2 separate regions of the Homo sapiens genome follow, and region 1 is linked to region 2. Evidence: chromatin loops called from intact Hi-C (ENCODE). Cell type or tissue: body of pancreas. All regions are shown on one strand. Links, peaks and the distances in the headings refer to the core of each region. The heading gives the core; the rest is flanking DNA.

What was found. Hi-C counts contacts between places; a loop is a spot of excess contacts. Peaks named below come from ENCODE experiments on the same cell type or tissue, not always from the same donor. Only the 100,000 strongest peaks of a DNase experiment are listed, where the experiment ranks them.
Region 1: it touches region 2 in a loop (4-fold over the local background); 78 of 110 quality-filtered maps call a loop at or near these places.

Annotation. Positions count from the first base shown.
Region 1 is chr5:58,493,416-58,501,758 of GRCh38, reverse strand. GAPT (GRB2 binding adaptor protein, transmembrane) reads right to left here. Exons shown (of 3, transcript NM_001304431.2): 2 at 7,921-8,048; 3 at 4,669-7,512. The coding sequence starts at 7,222. The coding sequence ends at 6,749. Among named protein-coding and RNA genes, the nearest start is that of GAPT, 6.2 kb to the right of the region's middle. In body of pancreas, for the core only: CTCF peaks have their summits at 3,217 and 5,122 (motif pointing left); DNase peaks (open chromatin) are centred at 1,538 and 3,238.
Region 2 is chr5:58,845,652-58,853,994 of GRCh38, reverse strand. RAB3C (RAB3C, member RAS oncogene family) reads right to left here. Exons shown (of 5, transcript NM_138453.4): 5 at 1-2,831. The coding sequence ends at 2,644. Among named protein-coding and RNA genes, the nearest start is that of PDE4D-AS1, 190 kb to the left of the region's middle. In body of pancreas, for the core only: a CTCF peak has its summit at 3,511 (motif pointing right); a DNase peak (open chromatin) is centred at 3,884; H3K27ac peaks cover 420 bases.

The DNA of each region.
Region 1 (8,343 bases), core at 92-8,091, 350 kb after region 2:
GTGAAAGGTAAAAGTTCTTGACTTAAGGAAGAAAAAAGTTGTATCCCGAGTTAGCTAAAGTTGATGGTAAAAATGAATTTCTATCCGTGAAGTTTTGAACAGAGTATTGGCGTAATTGTTCCATTTTATTATTGTTGTTAATTTCTTACTATGCCTAGTTTATAAATTAAACTTTATCATAGATACAAACATATAGAAAAAATATAGTGTATATACACATCCACTGGAGGTGCAGGAACATTTTCCCCATTAATAAGGGAGACTACCATACTTGGTATACTGATACCATGATATTTTGAGGTTGATGTTTATGACACTTGAACATTTTGAATGGTTAAATTTTTAAAATTATTATTAAGTAACCTATGCAATGGATATCCTCCCTTTATCTCTGAGTCTTCTATTCCATCACAGTTCCATCTCTATTTCTGAGTGACACTCCAATCTTGACCCCAATCCATTAGTTTGGCCCATGTTGGATTTCAGATATCTGAAGGACATCAGGTAAAAATAAGTAGTAGATGCTGAGCTATATGGTTAAATGCTTCAAAAAAATATTGGAGCAGAAGAGTTCAAATACAAATGTCTTGATCACCGAGGGAAAGAGGAATAGGAAAAGGAGCTGGGAACCAAGGAAAGATCATGAAGAACCACTCCACTGAAGGTTGTACAAGAGAAAAGCAAGCTTCAAAGGATGTTAAGTGGGGAAAAAGAGGGAGCAAGAGTACAATACCAGAAAGTGATCATGTAAGGTAAGCACTAAAAATTAAATATTAGACTTGTCACTCTCTGAATTTAAAGAAAAAGTTATTACGGCTTAGAATAGCAGTTTAACATGTGTCTGCTTGGGCTGCTATAACAAAAGACCATAGATTGGGTGCCTAAAACCATAGACATTTATTTATTACAGTTCTGGAGTCTGAGAAGTCCAAGGTCAAGGTGCTGGCTGATTTGTTTCTTGGTAAGAACCCACTTTCTGGCCTGCAGATGGCTGCTTTCATGTTGTGTCCTCACATGGTGCTGGGAGGTGGGGGCAGGGGGTGGTGGAAGGAAGGGAGGAAGAGAGAGAGAGAGAGAAGGAGAGAGAGAGAGAAAGAGAGAGAACTCTGTTCTCTTATAAGAGCACTAATTCCATCATGAGGGCTGCACCCTGATGACCTCATCTAAACCTAATTATTAATTCCTCTCAAAGCCCCACCTCCAAATACCATCACGTTGGGAAGTAAGGCTTCAACGTATGAATTTCAGAGAACACAAACCTCCAGCCTGTAACAATGTGGATACAGGCATCACCTCCCCTTTTTGATTTCTTTTAGCTCTCCTCCTTGGAGCCCAGTATCCCAATCTGCCCACAGGCCCTGGTCAAAGAAGTAACTGAGAGGTTGTAAAGCAAGGCTTTCAATGGGCTTATCAGGGATCCAATTGTTGTGGAGATCAATAATAGGGTGAGAAGTGAAGTATAAAGCAAATTGCAGTAAAATGTTTCATGTTGGAGGCTGAAAGCAAGGTCAAGACATCAGGTGCTCATTGTTGCTGGATGCTGGCCAGTCTTGAACTGGCTGTAAGTCATGGAATGTGAACACACCTAAGTGTGTCTGTAACAAAGTCATACTCAGTATATTCGATGCTACTGTCTCTTTTCCCCCACCCCCAACATCCTTCCTTTTAAATTGTTTACATGTGGTTCCTTTTTTAAATAGTGTAACCCAAACGAGAAACTGCTGCTTTCAACTGATGCAGACAGACTTTATCATCTTTATTTCCTGTGCACAAGCTTTACTTTTGAGATTTTGAGAAGGCAAAGAAATGCTGTAATAAAGAATGCAGATAAGAGATAGGAATTTGAAGGCAAGAGAAAGATAGAGTTAGAAAAAAGAGAAGAAAGAGGTGGAGGAAGCATATTGATGAAGGAGGAGAAATGAGAGAGGGAGGGAGAGAAGACAGGATAGGAGAGGGGGTGAAGAATGGAGGGTATGTATAGTAAAAAGAGAAACTTGAATGATGTATTTCTTTATTCCCCTCAGCAATTGATAAAGAACTTACAATTAATTTTAAAAGGAAGTCAAGGTAAGAATTAGGTAAAGAACCATTGACTAAATACTTCTTTTACTATCTTTTCTGGTCAAAGAGAGTAAACAAACGTCAAATATTCACTACATCTCTTGTTAAATGAAATTTATGCGAGTCCATTGATTAGATTAGTGAGCTTTTGCACTAGATTCCAACAGACCAAATGTAAATGGAGTCACTCAGGCCAAAGCTCCATCCCACCAAACTGAAACTTGTTTATCTGACTTTCTGAGACATCAGAAGAGAGATAATAGCCAAATCCCCAAACAGACCAGTTTTAGCCTGAATGATAAGGAAGTCCCCTGTGCTTCAGTAATTGCAAGAAAAGTAACCTAAAGTAACCTGATGTTAACCAATCCTCTTTTTTATATTATACTGTTTTATCGTCCTTGCTTAAGTTGCCTTATGAAAATGGACTCTTCTGCCAAGCCCAATGGAGTACCTGTTTAAACCTTCAAATGGGATGCTGCCAGATTTATGAATTGCTGATAAAACTAGCTCAATCTTTAAACTTAATCTATTGAAATTTCATCTTTTGACACTTTGGATAATCAATTATAATGGACAAATGTCAATACATCACATATTTTACAACACAAACCACCATTCTTAGAGATCATAGGACTTTACTTCTTTTACATTTAAGCTTTTACATTTACATTAGACTGGAGTGGCTGTAGCGCAGATAAACACATTGACAATGCTGCCCATTCTTCAAGAAAATGGCACAGGACTTACTGATGAACTCAGTGTGTGTGTTTGGTAGGGAAGGGGTAAGACTGGGAGTGTGGGAAAGAGAAGAGTATACAGGGATAATTGCAAAGTGCTTTACAGAGATGAGGAAGACTTACAGAAGGAACAGGTTTGGAGGCTGTATTAAGAATGAGTTGAGCTGTCAATGATAGAAAACTACACTCCATGGGCTTAGACACTGATAGTCCATTCATTTCACCTAACAAGGAACCTGCAGTTAGGCTTTTGATGGCTAATATCAGCTCAATGATGCCATATAGAGATCTCCTAACTGGCCACTCTTTCTCAGCCACCTATACCAGAGTCTCCTCATTAATTTATCCTCAAAATACTACAATTTCTGGAAAACTTCTAGATTCCTCCCTTTCCTCCTTTCTTGATTCCCGACTCTGTGCTCCCCCTGGTGTCTTCCCAGGAGATGGCATCCATTCTTATTCCTGTAAATACCACCTAAATGCTCATGACTGTCAAATTTACATCTCCAGCCAGGACCTCTCCTCTAAAATCCAAATGTGCACATACAACGGCAAACTGGATATTTCTACTTGGGTCTCAGGACATATTTCAGGAAATGTCAAAATAAATATGTTCAAAACTGAGTTTTGCCCTTGTCGCAAGAATTAGAGGTTGACTGAGTCACATTCTATTTTCAACTCCACTTTTCTTTTTCTGCCCACTCTATGAGGTTACCAAAGGTAAAAATTCAATTGTCCATGCACTCCTACACCAGATGGTGTCTGTGTGACACAATTCTGAGCAATGAGATAAGTAGATATCTCCTGGTTCTGCTCTTTCCCCTCATTTCTTCTTCATGGCTGAAGCATGAATAGAAGGCTTAAAGATTCAGCAGCTGTATGGTGGCCATGAGGCAATAGAGATGAAGATAAAAGTTGAAACACTAAGGGTGGCAGAGAGGAAATAGAGAAAGAGCCTGGGTCTTTCTATATGGTATCATTGAGCTGATGTTAGCCATCAAATGCCTAACTGTAGCCTCCTTGTTAGGTGAAATAAATGGAACTATCAGTGTCCAAGCCCCTGGAGTGTGGTTTTCTGTCATTAGCAGCCCAACTCATTCCTAACTGATGTGGCCTCCAAGCCTGTTTCTTCTTTAAGTCTTCCTCATCTCTGTAAAGTACTTTGCAATTATCCCTGTAGACTCTTCTCTTTCCCACACTCCAGTCTTGCCCCTCCCCTATCAAGCACACACACTGAGTCCATCAGTAAGTCCTGTGCCGTCTCCTTGAAGGACAGGCAGCATTGTCAATGTCTTTATCTGCACTGCAGCCACTCTAGTCTAACTTAAATGTAGAAGCTTCTTAGCTATCCTACCCACTTCCATTTTGGCCTCTTTCCAGTCACTTCTCAACCCAGTAAATCTTTTAAAAATGCTAGTGTCATCATCACGTCTCTGCTTAAAACCCTTTACTGATTCCCGTTGCACCTATAATAGAGTCAAAGCCACGTACTAAGACTTATGAGAAGCTCATGGTCTCCCATTCCCTCCTTCACCAACGCAGCAGGTGTCACTCCAACCCTTCCTCAGGAAACTCCAGCCACAATGGCTTCCTAGAGCACCATAAATTCTCTTAGGCCCCAGATTCTTTTCACGGGTGGGTCCCATTCTTACTCTCTGCCCATCACATTTATTATAGCTTCCTTCTGCCTTCAAGTCTCAGCTTAAATGGTCTCCAGTGAGGCCTCCTTTGACCACCCTATTAAAATTAAAACAGTCTCTCCTACCCAACCCCATTGGTTTCAAAAACAGAAAGAATTTTTTATAAAGCACCTACTACCATTTTGATATGTATCATCCCGGGTACACTTAGAAAACAGAAACCATATCAATTTGTTTTAACAGAGAGAATTTAATATAGATAATTGGCTAAACAGGCATTGGCAGGATGGAAAAACAAAAAAGGGGACACAGGTACCACAGAGATAGTAACTGTAACAATCTTGGCTGAGAGTTACCAGACCTCAGAGGAGGAGCCCTGCCAGGCTGGGACGCAGAACTCTGAGGGTACCACTTGTCTCCTGCACCACTTCAGGAGGTTGAAGGAGAGTCTGGCTGTCAGAGTCTAAGGGAGGGTGCCACCTGGCTGGTGCTGGTGCTTCTGACAGGTTGCAGAGAAGCTGGTCCTGGGAATGATGGAAGAAACTAGAAAGCTGCAAACAACCAGTGATGCTGGAGTAAACCACATGGCAATAAATTCCTGCGGGGGCAACAGAAAGAATAGGCAGGAGCAATTCCCTGTTGCCTCCTACTGCCTTTCGGTCTTCCTTAGTGCCCCCTATTGGTAGAGAATAGAATGGATCCACCTGGCAAAAGAAATGTTTGCAGAGGCCCAGGTCAAGCAATTCAGAGGAGCAAATAAAAGAGTGGATTTAGAGATGAGCTATCATAGCTTCATGAGCAGCATCGTATTCATTTGTTTACTATGTTTTCTTTCCTACTAGACTGTATGTGTTCAGGATCCATGTCTCTCTTTTTAATTTTGTAACCCCTCCACCAACCCATGTCCCTCAGGTGCACAGCACAATAGCAAGTAGATAGAAGACACAACAAATATTCCTTGTATGGATGAATAACAGATGAATTTATTAGATTTTTTTCTCAAAACTACTCAGCAAAATGTACAATTCAATTCCCGTCAGTAAAACATGAGGCATTTAGTGCCTTATGTGATGTTCTAGGCATTTGGGCAGTTTCTTTTCATTTAGGTGGGAATTTAAGACATTTTCATATGAAGCTAGGTAATAAAATGCTGTGGCAACATTCATATGTTTAAATGTCCTAAGAATTGAAGAGGCATCAAAGCTTATATCAGAAAATAAAAAGGTAAATGCGGGTTTGGAGTGATTCAGGAGATGTGTGGAAGAACTTATGATCTGAAGCAGGCTTGAGAGAAGAGGCAGAAAAGCAAAGCTGTGAAGGAAGGATAAGTTTGGCAGGTTTTAAGATGATTCTGCTGAAGGCAAAGAAATGAGAGATAGTAAGAGAAGTCACTGGAAAAGTGAATTGGAACCAATTGTGGAAAACCATAAATTTTGGAGTTCAAATTATGGGTATTATGTCTTTTGCAAAGAGGGGGCATTAAAACATTTTAAGTGAAAGAAATAATGTGGCTGTTAGGAATATTTTCTGAAGATAAATCTGGCAACACCATCGGTAATTGATTGAGTGGGTAGAAACTAGAAGCAGGAGGAACAGTTAGGAGCCTATGACAATAATTCTGAGCCAGATAAAGATAATGGTAGAAATAAAGGAAAGAGATAACGGGTAATATTTAGAAGGAAGAATCAATATCACATAATACAGATTTAGTCTGGTGCAAGGAGGGTGGAGAAGATATCTAGAATTAATCCACAGCGATACACATAGGATTCAGAAAGGTGGAGATAGGCAGAGACCATCCACTTATCAGAACTTGATTAAGAATGGCATCAGTACAATAAAAATCACAGTGAATTATTTTTAATATTTTAATTATAATTTTATGTTCAGGGGTACATGTTCAGGTTTGTTATGTAGGAACACTTGTGACTTGGGGGTTTGGTGTACAGATTATTTCATCATGTGTGTACTAAGCATAGTACCTGATATTTTTTTTTTCCCTGAACCTCTCCCTCCTTCCACTGTCCTCCCTCAAGTAGGCCCCAGTGTCTGTTGTTCCTCTCCTTCTCTCCATGTGTTCTTATTATTTAGCTCCCACTTTTAAGTGAGAATATGTGGTATTTGATTTTCTGTTCCCATGTTAGTTTTGTTCTTTTTTTACGGCTGCATAATATTCTATGGTGTATGTGTACCACATTTTCTTTATCCAGTCTACAGTTGATCAACATTTAGTTTGATTCCTTGTCTTTGCTGTTGAAAAATTACAGTGAATATTTATCATCCAATAACAAAAGTCAATATTTTGAAAAGCTAATATGAATCTGGAAGAATGTATATATCTTCATCTTGAGGAACTTCAGAAGGACGAGGCTTCTGGAAGTTATAATAGTCAGAAGATGTCTCATTTCCATAGATATGCTCCTCGAAATTAGACTGCCCTGTGTTTTCATATAGTTCCTTATCGGTTTTTCCTTTAGCTTTGGGAGGACCTGCTTCCACATTTTCATAGTTGTCGTGTGTGTTATTTCCCCTGACAGCAGATTTGTGGTCTTGGGTTTCAACTGAGATTTCATGCCTTAAGCCAATGATGCGGGGGCCCAAGAATGTTTTAGTACAGACTTTTCTCCTGCTGCTTCTCCTTTGTAAAAACCTCGGTAAGGTAAATCGTGTGGCAACACGGTGTTTCCAGTGCCAAACACACCCAATTCCACAAACCACTAAGAGTAAAAGAAGCGAAATTCCTACAGAAATGGCCGCTAAATTATTTCCACAGCTTTTCGACATTTCTGTACAAACAGTGCTGTTTAGTGATTTGGTGTTACCCTTAATGAATTCACAGTGTAATTCTTTGTAGCCTAGTATTATTCAAAAATGAGTTTGGAAGCTCTTTTAGGCATTTTCCTTTTCAGATCTGGAAGAACATTATCTGGTAAAGTCCTGATGCAATTAGAGGAGAGAGTGTATAAACTTATTTCTGGAAGATGGCTCTCTTCGTGTGTGATGCTCTTCACATTACAGCCATTAATGTATAATTGTACTGTATTGGGGGATTTTATTCCATTCCACTTCCTTTTCTGTTAACGAATCACAAAATGAAGCAGAAATGAGTGGAAGATGACAGCAGAGTAGAAAACTCAAGAAAAAGAAGGTTGAATGATCTGCCATCCAGAAACCTGCTATAAATTAAAAATATGTTAATTGCATACTTATTATCTAACATAGAAAAATTACTGATTTTCACCAATGCATTAAACACCAGCATATAGTGAGCTTCTGCTTTTAATATAAAATATACTACCCGTTGTGATGAAAGGAAAAAGAGTTAGAAAAATCCTGTCCCTGCCCAACCCTGAGTGGTTTTATCACTTAGATCTCCACATAGTTTTTGACAATTAGGATAACAATTTTTGAGTGAAAGATAATGTTCTGAGCACAATAGAAAAAAAGGGACATATACAGACACGTGCAATCATCTTTATTACCTGTCACCTCTTCTGTGAAGCCCTGCTTATCCTTTTTTGGAGCAGTCAGAGGCCATGTCTTTTTCTTAACCATTCCTTCCTCTGTAATCCCATATTAATGAGTCCATTCTCTATTATAGCGTGATAACCTAAATGAGAGAGAATTGTATTCTTACTTGGTTAAATGGTGGGCAGGGTTCAGGTCATTTCATCTGTATGTTCCCAGAGAATGGCACAACACCTAGCACAGAAAATGCATCCAATCAATATTTATTGAATGAAATAATGCATTTAAAAATGACTGCAAATGTCAGCATCTAATTGCTTAAGATGATAGTTTAAAACTCAAGGGTGTAGTTTATACTTAAAACATGAAATGAGATCTTTAAAGTAAACCAATGTATTTTCAAAATCCTTAGTATCACAGGTTTTCTCATAGCTTTC
Region 2 (8,343 bases), core at 324-8,323:
TTATAAGTAACATAGCTCAATGCCAATGAAAGCCCACTTAGTTAACCTTGGGTTGGTCCCACCATTTGCCAAATTTGATGTTAAAACCCGGATTTTTTGATGCAATTACAGCAGGAGCATTTAAGTGTTCTTTCTCTTGAGCTCTGTGACTGTTTCTCTGGAAACCTCTCATTGAATTATTTGGAATGGAAATCCTAACAGGGTGGGAGTTTCAGAACTGAGAATCAATGAAAAAGGCCTCACTTCCATTGGGGTTTAGAAATTAGAAAGTATCAGATGTTTCTTGGCAATGACATTTGGGCTATTGTTGCCTGTCTCTCCCCTGACTGGCATAAAATGTTTCCACTTCGGGATGTTTGACACTGTGTAAGTGGGAGCTTGGCTTAGGGCTTCCCATCTAAGGGCCAATTAACTTCAACAGCAATCAGTTCTTCAGGGAAGGGGTTTTCAGCAGAGCAAAACTCTGCTCTTTCACTTTTAAATACTGTCTCATTTTGCTTTTCATTTTACCACAATACACACATCAAGGTCCTTCCTTCTGAAAAAGCCATCAGAATATTCTTTCTAAGCTTTTTACATCTATGTGTGGGATGAGGGCTGTGAAGGAGGATGAGAAGGGTTTCCTGGCTTTATTAGTTCCTTTTAGATTGTAAAAGTGAGCTTAATAGCTATATCATTTAACATGGCCACATTCTGGCCCAAGTTACAGAAATATTATAACATTGTACAAACAGACTACTGCTACAAACAAATCTGTTTTTATGCCTCCTGCTTCTTTCTCTCCCGTCACTGTAATTCCTGTGATTTTGAAGTTGGTTGCCCCATTAAAAACTAATAAAACATTAATGTTTTCTTGTCTTTACTATGCTAAGGTTTGCTTTGTAGGGCACCAAAGTAGAAATGTACTACTGATTAGTGGATCTTCAACTAGGAAGGTGAGAAATAACATGGAAATGCTTAAAGCATTCCAAATGCTCTCTCCCCTAATTTCCAACTTTTGACTTACTAATGTGTGTGACCTAGTTCTGTGACTTGTAAGGATTTATTCTCCAAAGATATCTTTAGATGTATGCCTGTTTCATTTGCATCCAATACTTTCATGGGAAGCCTCTCTATTTTTGAGAAGAGGAAAAAAATTCTTTGACATAACCACCAAAAAAGTAGAAAGTTCACTTAACGAAACTATCCTTCCAAATCTGCCAAATAATTCCTGCTTCCTTCCTAAATCCTAGCTTTAAATAATGCTGGACAGTGATACAGAGGCCAAATTTCCCTGTTGCTCTCTGTACAGCTGGTAGGATTTGTTGTTTTCTCTTTATTCATATAGGTCCTTTAGGAAGTTTGTGATACAAAATTAGAATGCTCCAGTGGTTTCCTCCCTCTTTTAAATTGCTATGGATCCTAAATATTTCTGAAATTGAAATACTACAGTTATAGAATGTTTCCTGTGTAACTTAAGCATTCACGTAATAGGAATATGCTTTAGAATTTATGAACATCTGGACTTAAAAAGATGATTAAAGATTAAAATTTTCCTTTTTCTCAACTGGGGACCCTTTGAAATCTGATTTAAATAGCATCTAAACAGGTAAAAGAACTTAGCTGAGGTTTGAGAAGATGGCCGTGTTTGGGGAGGCAAGTCTACATCCTACGGAAAGAGGAGCCCTAACAAGCTTCAACATAAGCTCTAGTCCAAGAGTTGGTGATGGTTCCAGAAAGTGATGGTGGTGGTGGTGTGCATTATGGGGGTTGGGGAAGGCAAGTCATTGAAAAATAAGGGGGCTTGGACCTTGGAATTCCATAGCTACTCATACCCTTCTTGGTTAAAATGCTTGTTGCATAACTGGCATTCAGTAGATATGTCTCAATCTGTTCAATGATGTTGAATATTCACAGAATTGGGAAGGATCAGTGGAAAAAGCAGTCCTGGGTAGATACTTGCTTATTTAAATGTGTAAACGAAGATTATTGTTAAATAGCCCCAGTCAGGTAATATTAATGACTTAGGAAAATTGCAAGGACCTTAAAAACAACATTTCAATTTCTTTATAGGCCAATGATCTCAGTTATTAATAACAGTGAAATAAAGACACAGTTCCCAACAGTAAACTGACCAGACTCGTGACAGCGTCCCTAATCATGAGAAAAACTTCCATTTGATTTTCAACTAAGAGTAAAGCAAATGAAGTCTTGTGACTTCTTCCTCTGCACGCATGCGGGCATGCGTGCACACACACACACACACACACACACACAAGCAATTCCTTGGTCATCATTCCTACAAGTGAATAGCATAATTTGAATCAATGGGACAAAAGCCAGTTGTAGTGAGATTATAGTCTGATGTCCCAGAAGTAGTCTGAGAACAAATTTGAAACAAAAAGAGCCTAGCAGACAAATAAATAACAAGTCACATGCAGGTACCAGATGTTTATAGATGGATAGTCCTTATAAATTTAAGATCACATATTTGCCACATATTAAACAGGAAAGCTCCCAAGAATTGAATGCGTACGAGCCATTGACATCAATTTATTCCTTCAAATAATTGTTAGGCAGTATAAATGAAGGCTAATAGACCATTTACAAATGCTGTTTGTTGGCAACCAGAGCCCCCTGGAGCTGCCTGTGTGCACGGGGACACTAGCAGGCACAGTTGGGCTGCGGTGGAGGAGGAGTTTCCTTGAGTCTCGTGTTCTGCTTTGCAGCAGTGATGGCAGGATCAGTCTCCAAACTCTCTGACATTTTGTCGCAGATGATATCCACAAGGCGCTCAAATGTCTGCTTGACATTAATGTTGTCCTTGGCACTTGTTTCAAAAAACTCAAACCCTGGAAGAAACACACAGAAACACATCTTGGTTATTTTGCATTTCTGAAATTAAATGGGACTTGATTATGGCTTTCAATAGTGATGAGGTGATGGTGAGACATCAGTGGGTGGTAGGTTTGGGGTAGGTAAGAGATTAGAGGTGGGCATGAGGTACCATTTAAGCAAATGCTACCATCTCTTACTCCATTAACCATGAACAAAAGAGTTATAAAGTGGAATTGGTGATGTTCACATTTTATTTTTCTCTGTTGATTCATTTGCATTATCAGCATGACTGAATAGATTAAAAATATTCTATTGCAAGAGTTAGTAATGACAACAGTAAGAATCCTCAATACCAAATCTATCTGTAAGAATCTTCAACACTAAATCTAGATTTTCCATCCCTTCCCTCAACCCCTAGCGCACCATGTAGACTCTTGCAATCTTTTCATGGCATTATTTGGCATCTTATTCTGTTTTTATTTCCAGATTCTACCAAAATTTTTAATTTCAATTTTTTAAATCAATTTAAAGCTCAGAAGGCTTGGTGTGCATATTCTGCTGTAAAAGGGAATACCAAGCTCCAATATAATCCAGCTCTAACTTTTCCATGTCTGCCCTGCTGCTGCCTAATGATCGGTCTGAGAGTGGGCTTCTAGTAAATTGTCAGTATCTAAAAGGACACAAGATGGCACTGAAGAGTCATAAGATTTACCTTAAACCTGCTTCAACCTCCTTCAGAAAATTTTTGAGTAGTGTTATTCCAACAGCCCTCCAGGGCTTTGTATACCTCTGCACCTATCAGCTGGGTGCTGATTTTTCCATAGCTTCTGTTATCTATCAGCAGGAATGTTTTTACCAACATCTGGGAAAGGGCACTTGGTAAATTTCAAATGAGCTGCCAGAGATTGTTAAGAAGTTACAAAATGCAGCAACAGTTTCACACTTTCACCTATGTGCCACTGTACCTGGGCAGAAGCAGCCTTAGTATGCTGCTCTGTACACAGTCTTATCACTCTATTGTTTGCATTCACATTCCACTGGCTGAGCTTGCCAGTCAGTTGCCATGACAACCTCCCCACTAGGCCAGCCAGAGATTGCTCTGGTCCATTCAGGGGACGTTGATTTAGGATGTGTTGGGCTGAACATAGAAAGGCTTTTCTAATCCATTCTGAATTTTACACCCTATAAATCCTTCTGGTTACATCTGGCCCTATCTCAGAGGAGCCGCATGGATTCAAAATGATGAAATCATGTGATTTCATCCCAGCTCCTGGGGCCAAAGGAAAAAGAACAGATTAATATTTTGCATCCATGTCAAAATCCCTCAAATAACCTAGAAATACTTATTTTCTTAAATAGTATTGAAGCTAGACAACAAAAGGCAAGTGTCGTGAGTTAAAATCTCCAACTTAGTCGTTATACTATTTGGTTCAATGACTACATCTGAGCTTGAATTTCACTAGCTACTCTCGTTAAAATCCACATGAATAACTGCAGGATTGGGGTTGAAGAACATCAGTAGAGTCAAGGTTCTATAAAATAGAGCTGGATATTTCAAACCATTGTGGCTTGTATTTTTCTTTCCTTTTGTCTCTCTGGACAATGCTTATATGGCTCTCTTATAGTCTACATTTTAAAAATCTGCAGATAAGGCCATCTGGTGTTAACAGAGCTCTCTTTTATAATGTTTGTGCAGTCTTTAGAGCTAGATCGTTCAACTTCCAGTAATTCAATCCAGATTTGGGGAAAGGCAAGCATGGATCTAAGCAAGATCCTTGTTGCTAAGATATCAGAACTATTGGCATGCTTGTGGTGATTTTCCCAGACCTAATGGGAGGATGCTTTATGTCATAAGATACCAAGAACCCACTGAAGAATTCAAGATCCCTGAATGAGCCTTTGAAGAAAAAACATCCAAGAATTTGGTACAAAGGTCTCATTTACAAGTTCAATTTTTTCATCTCTTTTGCTAACACTTCTTGTACTTATTAGTATGATTTGGGAAGTCACTGAGCTTGAACGGTATCATAAAAGATTTAGCCATTATGAAAAGATGATAATCCACACAAGGTTTTATCAAATGTGACTCCTTTACCCTGGGCATCTCAACACCCTATCATCATATTGGTATACAATTTGAGGTCAGTAAAATTATCTTTGATCTCAGAAGCCAACATGATCTCAGCTTCTCAACCTTAACTGGAACCCTAAGAATATGTGGCTATTAAAGAGACAATGTGCCAGAAATAATGGCACCTATTTATTCAGCATGCTGAGAAGGAGACATCATGATATGGTGAGAGATAGATTATCAGTCAAAAGATGTGGGATCTAGCCCCACTTAGCAACACTTCTAGCTTTGGGACCATGAACAAGTCACTTTAAAAAAAATCCTTAATTTCCTTATTTATGACATTTGCCTTACTTAACTTACAGGGTTATCATGAGGCTAAAATGAGAAAAGATAGGCATAAGTGCCAAGCAAACTAGAAAATGCTATGATAACAACAATAGCAATAATAAACTAACATTTGTTGAATGATTACTATATAATAGGTACTATTCAGAGCATTTTATACATTTTAACTCATTTTATCCATTAGTAGGTACCATTATTTTCTCCAATTTACTGATGAAATAGAGGCAGAAAATGGCTCCGTAATTTGCTCAAGTATTTCGTTGCTCAGCTAGTAAATGGCAAAGCTGGAACATGAACTACTAACTTGTACACTCTCCTGCTTCTCCAGATACACTGAAAAAGTAAGCTACCATTTTGTTTTGGCTAAATTGTAAGTCCTATGTTAATTAACAATCACAATATACCATAAACTTTCATCAAGTTAAATAATCAGAAAATAATTAACTAGATTTAACACTGCCAGTAAACCAAATGAAACAATCTTTCTTGGTGATTCCAAAAGTACTCTGATATCTTACACTGCTCAAGATTCATCAAGATGGTCATCATGACAGCTGTATTTCTATACAGAATTCTAGATTTATAGATATAAAAATTTATGGAGGCTGGGTGTGGTGGCTCATGCCTGTAATCCCAGCACTTTTGGAGGCTGAGGCAGGTGGATCACCGAGGTCAGGAGTTCGAGACCAGCCTGGCCAACATGGCGAAACCCTGCCTCTACTAAAAATACAAAAATTAGCCAGGCGTTGTGGCATGTGCCTGTAGTCCCAGCTACTCAGGAGGCTGAGCCAGGAGAATCGCTTGAACCTGAGATGTGGAGGTTGCAGTGAGCTGAGATCGCACCACTGGCACTCCAGCCTGGGTGACAGAGCGAGACTCCATCTCAAATAAATAAATAAATAAAGGTTCTGGAAATTAAAGTGCTTCTCATTGACCAGATATGCTGGGATCTCTTGTCATAAGTTTGTCATAAAATAAGATATTCAGGATCAAAATCAATATCATTAGTATTTTAGCATTTAGTAGTTTAGATTTGGGGTACAGGGATGTTTAGAAAATCAAGTGGGGCTTGATTTTCTATCCAAGCGAATCAGTCTTTTCATTCAATCACCTGTGTATGAGGATGCTCATGCCCTCAACTGTGTGTGCCCATGGGTGCTTAAAGCTCATGGCCTAAGTTATAACCACTAATGCAACCACTACAGCCTTTGTTCTTTCACTAACTCAGATTTTATGGCTGTTACCTCCCAGTATCTCTGTATTTTGAGATCAGTTCTCAGTATTTTGAGCTTGTTCTGAGAAATCTTTAATCTCCCATTCGTACACACCAACGTCAGTGGGAAGCTGGATCAATGATACTTCAGAAACAGAGTCTTATAACTTTGAAGATCACTTCCAATCTACTGGGTAGAAGAGTGTGGTTCAGCAAGATCAAATAAGTAGCCCAAAGTCACACAGCAAGCCGATTGTGAAGTCTGACAAAGACCTCCTGATAAATAAGTTACTGATTTAGCTTACAGCCTTGAACACCTGTCTCTCAGACTACATCATCCAGAATTAGTATTTTCAGCTCATGTAGGTTTCTTCATCAGCAAATCAGTGAAGCCTTTCACTTAACTGTAGAAACTCTGATCATTCTTTCTCATCCTTCCCTTAACAAAGCCTTTCTAATCTCTTTGGCAGAGGCAGGCGGCACTGTTCGTGAGATGCATGAGCTTTGCACTGTGGTCCAGCACATCTCTGTTGTAGGCTTCCTCATGCCTGATCCTGAAAGGGTCACTCCTACCCTTTCCAAAAACCACTACAGGTACAGCGGGACACTAATCCCTTCAGGTTCACCTGATGTTAGGGACCAAATAAAAGCTTGGAAAGGTTTTGTTTGATAAAACATGTTAGCTATGCTGAGGAAAGAGGAGCAGAAGCAAAAGCCAACCTGTGTCCTCTTCATGGTGGACACTGAAAGAGCAAGCAGAGAGAGGCAGTGTAAGCCAGACTACACTCTAGTGACAAACGGCTGTGATTCTACACCCTGACTTCATAGGATTGGAGGTTCACCCTCATTAGAATCACCTAAATTATGGGCTGGGTGCCATAGCTCACACCTGTAATCCCAGCACTTTGGGAGGCCACGGTGGGAGGATCGCTTGAGCTCAGGAGTTCAAGACCAACCTGGCCTACATAGTAAGACGCCACCTCTACAAAATATACAAAGATTAGCTGAGTGTGGTGCCACAATCCTGTAATCCCAGCTACTCGGGAGGCTGAGGTGGGAGGACCACTGAGCCTGGGAGGTCAAGGCTGCAGTGAGCAGTGTTCACGTCACTGCACTCCAGCCTGGGTGACAGAGCAAATCACCTGAAGTGCTTAAAAGTTTCTGAACTCCACTCTACACATACTGAACAATGGGAATCAAGAGGGGTGTATGGGGCTTCAGAATATGCATTTTTAACAGGCTCCTTGGGAGGTTTCTTACGCACATTTAAGGTTAAGATTTACCCTCCTCTGTACACCCATGTTCAGAGCAGCATTATTCACGATAGCCAAAAGGTAGAACTAATCCAAGTGCCTATCAACCTATGAATGGATAAACAAAATGTGTTATACATAAACAATGGAATATTATTCAATTTTAAAAGAAAGGAAATTTTCACACGTTATAACATGAATGAACCTTGAGGACATTATGCTAAGTGTAATAAGCTAGTCACAAAAAGACAAATACTGATTCATGCTACAACATGGATGAACAGTGAAAATAGTATTCCAAGTGAAAAAAGCCTGACATAAAGGACCATATCTCATATGAGACCATTTTATAAAAAATGCCCAGAATAGGTAAATCTATAAGACAGGAAGCAGATTAGTAGCTTCCTAGGCTGGGGTAGAGAGTGAGGGAAAAGGCAGAGTGAATGCTGATGGGCAGGGGGCTTCTTTCTGGGGTTATGAAAATATTCCAAAATTGACTGTGATGAAGGTGGCACAGTCCTGTGAACATACTAAAAACCACTGAATTGTACACTTCAAATGGGTGAATTTTATGGTATATGAATTATACCTCTATAAAACTATATATACACATATATACATATATGTATACCTATATGTAT